Regions from separate parts of the Homo sapiens genome. Here region 2 is linked to region 1. A link is a contact called in ENCODE Hi-C or POLR2A ChIA-PET data. All regions are on one chromosome and are shown on one strand. The core of a region is the stretch at or near the end of the contact, and the rest is flanking DNA. Distances in the headings are between cores, read along the strand shown. Region 1 overlaps PDZD2 (PDZ domain containing 2). Region 2 overlaps PDZD2 (PDZ domain containing 2).

Region 1 (3,000 bases), core at 418-2,917:
GGAGTCTCACTCTGTTGCCCAGGCTACAGTACAGTGACGCAATCTTGGCTCACTGCAACCTCCGCCTCTTGGGTTCAAATGATTCTCCCACCTCAGCCTCCCAAGTAGCTGGGATTACAGGCACTGGCCACCACGCCCGGCTAATTTTTGTATTTTTAGTAGAGATGGGGTTTCACCATGTTGGCCAGGCTGGTCTTGGAACTCCTGGCCTCAAGTGATCTGCCCACCATGGCCTCCCAAAGTGCTGGGATTGCCACCGCACCCGGCCTACAAGCACTGTTTTGTTCCTGACATTCTAAATGCTAACATGATTACGAAGCATTTTATTTAGGAGTGGCGTACATTCTACCATTGTCTTTAAAAACAATATTCAATCCTGGGCAGTTATGACGCAGTTAATGATGATCCATTTCAAAAAGGGCTTTGACATATGAAATCCCTTTTGCTCCTCCTCAGCCTGGGAAGCAGGAAGGAGTTAGTTCTCTCATGTCTCATTTTCCAGGTGAGAAATCTGAAATTCAGCATTTAAGCAACTTCCTCAAAGTTTTCTGACCATAAGGGCAGAGCTGGCACTAGAATCCAAGTCTCCCAGCTCCTGAATAGAGACTGACGGTCCCTTCATTAACTACATATGGGGAATATGCCAGCGAACTGGAGAGCAATTTCCTCCCAGTTACATCTAAACTTTGCTAACAAAGTAACTCCTGGCTTCAAGCTGATCTCTGGAAGCCACGAGTGCACACAGACACTTTGGGCTTGACTCTGAGCTCCCTGCTGGGGATGACAGGAGACTGTACAGCCCCAAAGCTTCATCACTGAAGGAGACAGAAAAAAAAAAGTGCTTTTCGGCCAGGCGCGGTAGCTCACGCCTATAATCCCAGCACTTTGGAAGGCCGAGGTGGGCAGATCACGAGGTCAGGAGTTCCGGACCAGCCTGGCCAATATGATGACACCCCGTCTTTACTAAAAATACAGAAATTAGCCTGGTGTGGTGGTGCACACCTGTAGTCCCAGCTACTCAGGAGGCTGAGACCGAAGAATCGCTTAAATCCGGGAGGCGGAGGTTGCAGTGAGCCGAGATCGTACCACTGCACTTCAGCCTGGGCAACAGAGTGAGACTCCGTCTCAAAAAAAAAAAAAAAAAAAGTGCTTTCCCACTATCCTCCTGCCCCCACCCCCAGACTGTCCTCTTTTCCCTGTCCTCCCACCCCCACACCCAGACTCTTCACCACTCTTAGCTCCGAGCTTGCAGAGGCCCCAGAAACCTCACATCCAATCATGAGCAGCGCAGCAGGCCCCTGCCAGGCTGCGTCCTTCCAATCAGGGACTTCACTTTGCACACCAAGGTCCTTGCCAGATCCAAACGCTCCCTCTTCCCAGCCTGAAGTTAGAAAACAAACAAGCCGCTTAACCTAAGCCAAGCAGCAGCCATAACAACAGCAGCATTCACAGCTGAGCAGGAACGCCGGCCCTCATGGTGGTCTGGGAAAGACGCCGATTCCCCTGACCCGGACAGAGGCTGCGGGTCCTCCCGGAGGCCTGGACAGCAGCCGGCAGCCAGTTGGATGCGATCACTGGATCATGAGCTGCATCACAGCTCCTCTCAGGTGCTGGCAACGGGCCCTGGCCTGCCCTGCATGTACAAGAAGGCCTGTTGGAAATATCATCATGCTTGAGCCCTCACACTGTCCACGTCCCTCAGCTGGCCTAGGAATGGCACAATGCCTCTGTGTCCTGGCTGCCGTGAGCTGGTCCAAGGGCCTGACAATGCTGGAGACAGAAGGTCATGAGGATGTCAGAGCTAGGGAAGCAGGGGACTGTCCAGAAGGCAAGGGAAGGGTTGGAAAATGAGTCAGGCTGAGAGGTGACAGCCTGCTGGCAGCCCTCACAGCCCTCGCTCGCTCTCGGCACCTCCTCTGCCTGGGCTCCCACTTTGGCGGCACTTGAGGAGCCCTTCAGCCCGCCGCTACACTGTGGGAGCCCCTTTCTGGGCTGGCCAAGGCCGGAGCTAGCTCCCTCAGCTTTCAGGGAGGTTTGGAGGGAGAGGCGCGGGCGGGAACCGGGGCCGCGCCCGGTGCTTGCGGGCCAGCGCAAGTTCCGAGTGGGCGTAGGCTCCGCGGACCCCGCACTCGCCCGGCCGGCCCCACCGGCCCCGGGCAGTGAGAAGCTTAGCACCTGGGCCAGCAGCTGCTGTGCTCAATTTCTCGCCGGGCCTTAGCTGCCTTCCCGCGAGCAGGGCTCGGGACCTGCAGCCCGCCATGCCTGAGCCTCCCCTCCACTCCGTGGGCTCCTGTGCCACCCGAGCCTCCCCAATGAGCGCCACCCCGTGCTCCACTGCGCCCAGTCCCATCGACCACCCAAGGGCTGAGGAATGCGGGTGCAGGGCACAGGACTGGCAGGCAGCTCCACCTGCAGCCCTGGTGTGGGATCCACTGGGTGAAGCCAGCTGGGCTCCTGAGTCTGGTGGGGACGTGGAGAACCTTTATGTCTAGCTAAGGGATTCTAAATACACCAATCAGCACTCTGTATCTAGCTCAAGGTTTGTAAACACACCAATCAGCACCCTGTGTCTAGCTCAGGGTTTGTGAATGCACCAATCCACATTCCCTATCTAGTACTCTGGTGGGGCCTTGGAGAACCTTTGTGTCAACACTCTGTATCTAGCTAATCTGATGGGGACATGGAGAACCTTTGTGTCTAGCTCAGGGATTGTAAATGCTCCAATCAGTGCCCTGTCAAAACAGACCACTGGGCTCTACCAATCAGCAGGGGCCAGATAAGAGAATAAAAGCAGGTGGCGCCAGATAAGAGAATAAAAGCAGGTGGCGCCAGATAAGAGAATAAAAGCAGGTGGCGCCAGATAAGAGAATAAAAGCAGGTGGCGCCAGATAAGAGAATAAAAGCAGGTGGCGCCAGGTAAGAGAATAAAAGCAGGCTGCCCCAGCCAGCAGTGGCAACCTGTTCGGGCCCCCTTCCACTCTACGGGAGCTTTGTTCTTTC
Region 2 (3,386 bases), core at 30-2,529, 83 kb before region 1:
ACTGCACTACTGCACTCCAGCCTGGGCGACAGAGCAAGACTCCGTCTCAAAATAAATAAATAAATAAATAAATAAATAAATAAATAAAATAAAAAATAAGGCCAGGCGTGGTGGTTCATGCCTGTAATCTCAGCACTTTGGGAGGATGAAGCAGGCAGATCACGAGGTCAGGAGTTCGAGACCAGCCTGGCCAACATAAGTAACCTGTCTCTACTAAAAATGAATAAATAAATAAATAAATAAATAAATAAATAAATAAATAAAATAAAAACACAATGTATGGGGAGTAGGGTAGGGACCCGAAAGGATGTCTGTGCACTGAGTGAGACCACAGGGCAGGGAGGCAGTTGGAGGACTGTTCCTCATAGCTCAGATGGGATCCAGTGACTGCCTGGATAGGGGAGTGGCAATGGGATGGTGGGGGAAGGGGCTGGCATCTTGGACAATTTCAGAGGCACAGTTAACTGGTCTTGGTGACCACTTGGAATGAGGTTAGTGGGGAAGGGGATAGAGAAGAGGAGGAGTCCAAGATGACCTAGGGAACGGCAGAGACCTAGGGGCTCCGCCAGTGAAGGCCCCTTATTCACACAGGCCTTGTCCTTTGCCTCTTACACTCCAGGAATCTGAGCTTGGCACTCTTGTCAGGACTCCAAACCAGACTTCTTGCCTTTCTGTTCCATTGGCTAGCTTCAGACCTAGTGGGAATGGCCAAGGCTTTCCTTCTTACTGTGACAGTGGACTGCCCCTCCCCCATGTCCACCTAACGCATGCTGGCCACACTCATGAAGCCTTAGTCAAAAACTCCCCATCTAAATCCACAGGGCCCGGGAGAGCCAGGTTTGTTACCGGAAGCTCACAAAGCTCAGCCTCTTTTAAAGCAATTAAAAGCCCAGTGTGGGAGACCTTTGGCACCAAGTTTTTCCACCTACTAGGCTCTCAGCACAGATCTAACAGTCCACCAGCGTTGGAAGGCCAACACGTTACCCTGGAGCCAAGTGGGAGATGACTACACACACACACACACACACACACACACACACACACACACACGCTCTGTGAGTGCAGCTCTCCACTCCCTCTTCCCCTTCCAATTTCCCAAAGCTCCCATTCAACAAGGAAAACATGGATCTGATTATGAGGTTTGACTTGGGCCAAACAGTTGCAGCCCTACTCTCATCAGGCAGACTGGAGTAGGGACAAATTTCCATCAGAAAGGCCAAGGGAAATGAGTGACAAGTATAGAACTGAGCTGGCTGGGCCAAGGAGAAGGAGCTGCAAAGGAGAAAATTGTCTCTATTACGTCAAATCCGTCCTCAGATAATGAACTGCCAAGCCGCCACATGCTTCTGCAGCATCACATTAATCTTTTTTTTTTTTTCAATTACATCTCTATTCCAGCCACCTAATAAAAAAGTGTGGATCCACTCCCCACTCAGACAAGGATCTATGGAACATGAGAAACAGGCAAATTCTAACTAGAGGACAGTATTTACAATCGGTTCCAGATTCCCAAAGGAAAACAATTTTGACTCAAATAAGTAATTTGAGAAAGACAACTTTTGAAAAGTTTAGGCATGAAGACGTTTGTACTATAGCGTGAGGAAGAAAGGCTAATTAGAAAACAAAATGTAGTTGGCAGCCTGCTGGAGTTGGCTCTCGATGTTTCCCAAGAGCTGATTGTTAAAATTTCAGGAAGTTTGCAAGCTGGTTGACATCATGTTGATACTTTGAAACCAGCCATGGTGGGAGTGTTTACACCACAGAAATTGGCAAATGCTACAAATCAGGATGGCCCCTCCCTGCCAGCCATTTGTTAAACATTTAACAGCACACTAAGGAGTATGATCCCTTTCCATTTTTAAAGTTCTATTTATATACACATTGGTGTATGTGTAAAAAGTCAGGAAGTAAAATAGCTAAAACATTAAAACACTAACTGTTTTCATTCTGGGTGGTAAGACTAACAAGCAGTTTTTTGGTTTTTGTTTTTTTTTTGAGAGGGAGTTTTGCTCTTGTTTCACAGGCTGGAGTGCAAAGGTGGTGTGATCTTGGCTCACTGCAACCTCTGCCTCCCAGGTTCAAGCGATTCTCCTACCTCAGCCTCCCAAATAGCTGGGATTACAGGCGTGCACCACCACACCCGGCTACTTTTTTTGTATTTTTAGTCGAGATAGGGTTTCACCATGTTGGTCAGGCTGGTCTCGAACTCCTGACCTCACGTGATCTGCCTGCCTCAGTCTCCCAAAGTGCTGTGATTACAGGTATGAGCCACCACACCTAGCCACTAACAAGTAGTTTTTATCTTCTTTGTTTTCTTTTTTCTACAGTGAACCTGTATTCTCTGCACAATGATCAACTTTTTGGCAAAGGGGGTGGTTTCTTTCCCTTCTGAGCTCTGATTCACACCTTTCCTCATCTTTCTTTTATCTACTCCTGCCCTGGCCTCCCAGGTTTTTACCCTCTGTGTAGGGTGGTGCTCAAATCTGAACTACCCACCTACCCACAGGTCAAGTAGAACTCTGGGAAATAAGAACGGGTGAGCAGATGCCAGGCTCCAGGAAGACACAGCCCCAGCTCAGCCCACACCAGGCTTAGGGCTGGGGTGAGCTGGCTTCTGGACCTCTGCTCTGGGCATAAAGCTGTTATTGGTGATTTAACAAAGGAGGGATGAACAGCTGGGGAGAATAGGAGTCACTGCCCAGGTCACCCTGGGACTCTGTGGCTGGAACACCATTCCTCTAGGTGTCGACATCGGTTTTCACCAGCTGCATGCTAGCTATTCCTGATGTCTGTAAAGCGGGTAGATCACTCTCAACACTCTTCCATCTATGATCTCACTGTATCCTTGCCATGATTGGGTGCTCTCCCAATTTAACAAATATGTAAACACGGTCCCAGAGAGCCCAAGTGACTTGTCTAAAGTCACACAGCCAGGAGCTGAGCTGGGACAATAATCCAGGTATTAATACTGAATTTCAGGCTTTTTTTCCACTAGACTGTCTCCCTCTCTCTGTCTCTCTCTCTTTCTAGGTAGATAAATCAATATATCTAAATAAATATTTTTTGAGACAGAGTCTTGCTCTGTCACCTAAGCTGCAGCGCTGTGGCATGGCCTTGGTTCACTGTAACCTCTGCCTCTTGGATTCAAGCGATTCTCCTGCCTCAGCCTCCAAGTAGCTGGGACTATAGACATGCGCCACCATGCTTCACTAATTTTTTTTTTTTTTTTTGTATTTTTAGTAGAGACAGGGTTTTGCCATGTTGGCCAGGCTGGTCTCGGGCTCCTGACCTCAAGTGTTCCACCAGCCTTGGCCTCCCAAAGGGCTGGGATTACAGGCATGAGCCACCGCGTCTGCCTTTCACTAGACTATATTGAATACATCATA

What was found. A loop is a pair of places that touch in the nucleus more often than their neighbours do. ChIA-PET counts read pairs that join two places held with the same protein, here RNA polymerase II (POLR2A). Pooled maps may share reads with other maps.
Region 2: a map of cardiac septum shows a loop between it and region 1 (2.2-fold over the local background). The contact joins two enhancer-like sites. A Hi-C loop is called at or near these places in 3 of 168 maps with a recorded cell type or tissue (Right ventricle myocardium inferior, cardiac septum and heart right ventricle) and 2 of 50 pooled maps. POLR2A ChIA-PET finds 5 or more read pairs at or near these places in 2 of 52 experiments (MCF 10A and SK-N-SH).

Annotation. Positions count from the first base shown.
Region 1 is chr5:31,691,387-31,694,386 of GRCh38, reverse strand. The region is part of intron 1 of PDZD2 (PDZ domain containing 2); the gene reads right to left. Among named protein-coding and RNA genes, the nearest start is that of PDZD2, 54 kb to the right of the region's middle. Within about 2 kb of position 1,667, at least 5 of the 41 ENCODE cell types and tissues checked have a DNase peak (open chromatin) inside an H3K27ac peak, as active enhancers do; they include heart right ventricle, where a contact is called at or near this core.
Region 2 is chr5:31,773,329-31,776,714 of GRCh38, reverse strand. All of the region lies in intron 1 of PDZD2 (PDZ domain containing 2), which reads right to left. Among named protein-coding and RNA genes, the nearest start is that of PDZD2, 140 kb to the right of the region's middle. Within about 2 kb of position 1,279, at least 4 of the 41 ENCODE cell types and tissues checked have a DNase peak (open chromatin) inside an H3K27ac peak, as active enhancers do; they include heart right ventricle, where a contact is called at or near this core.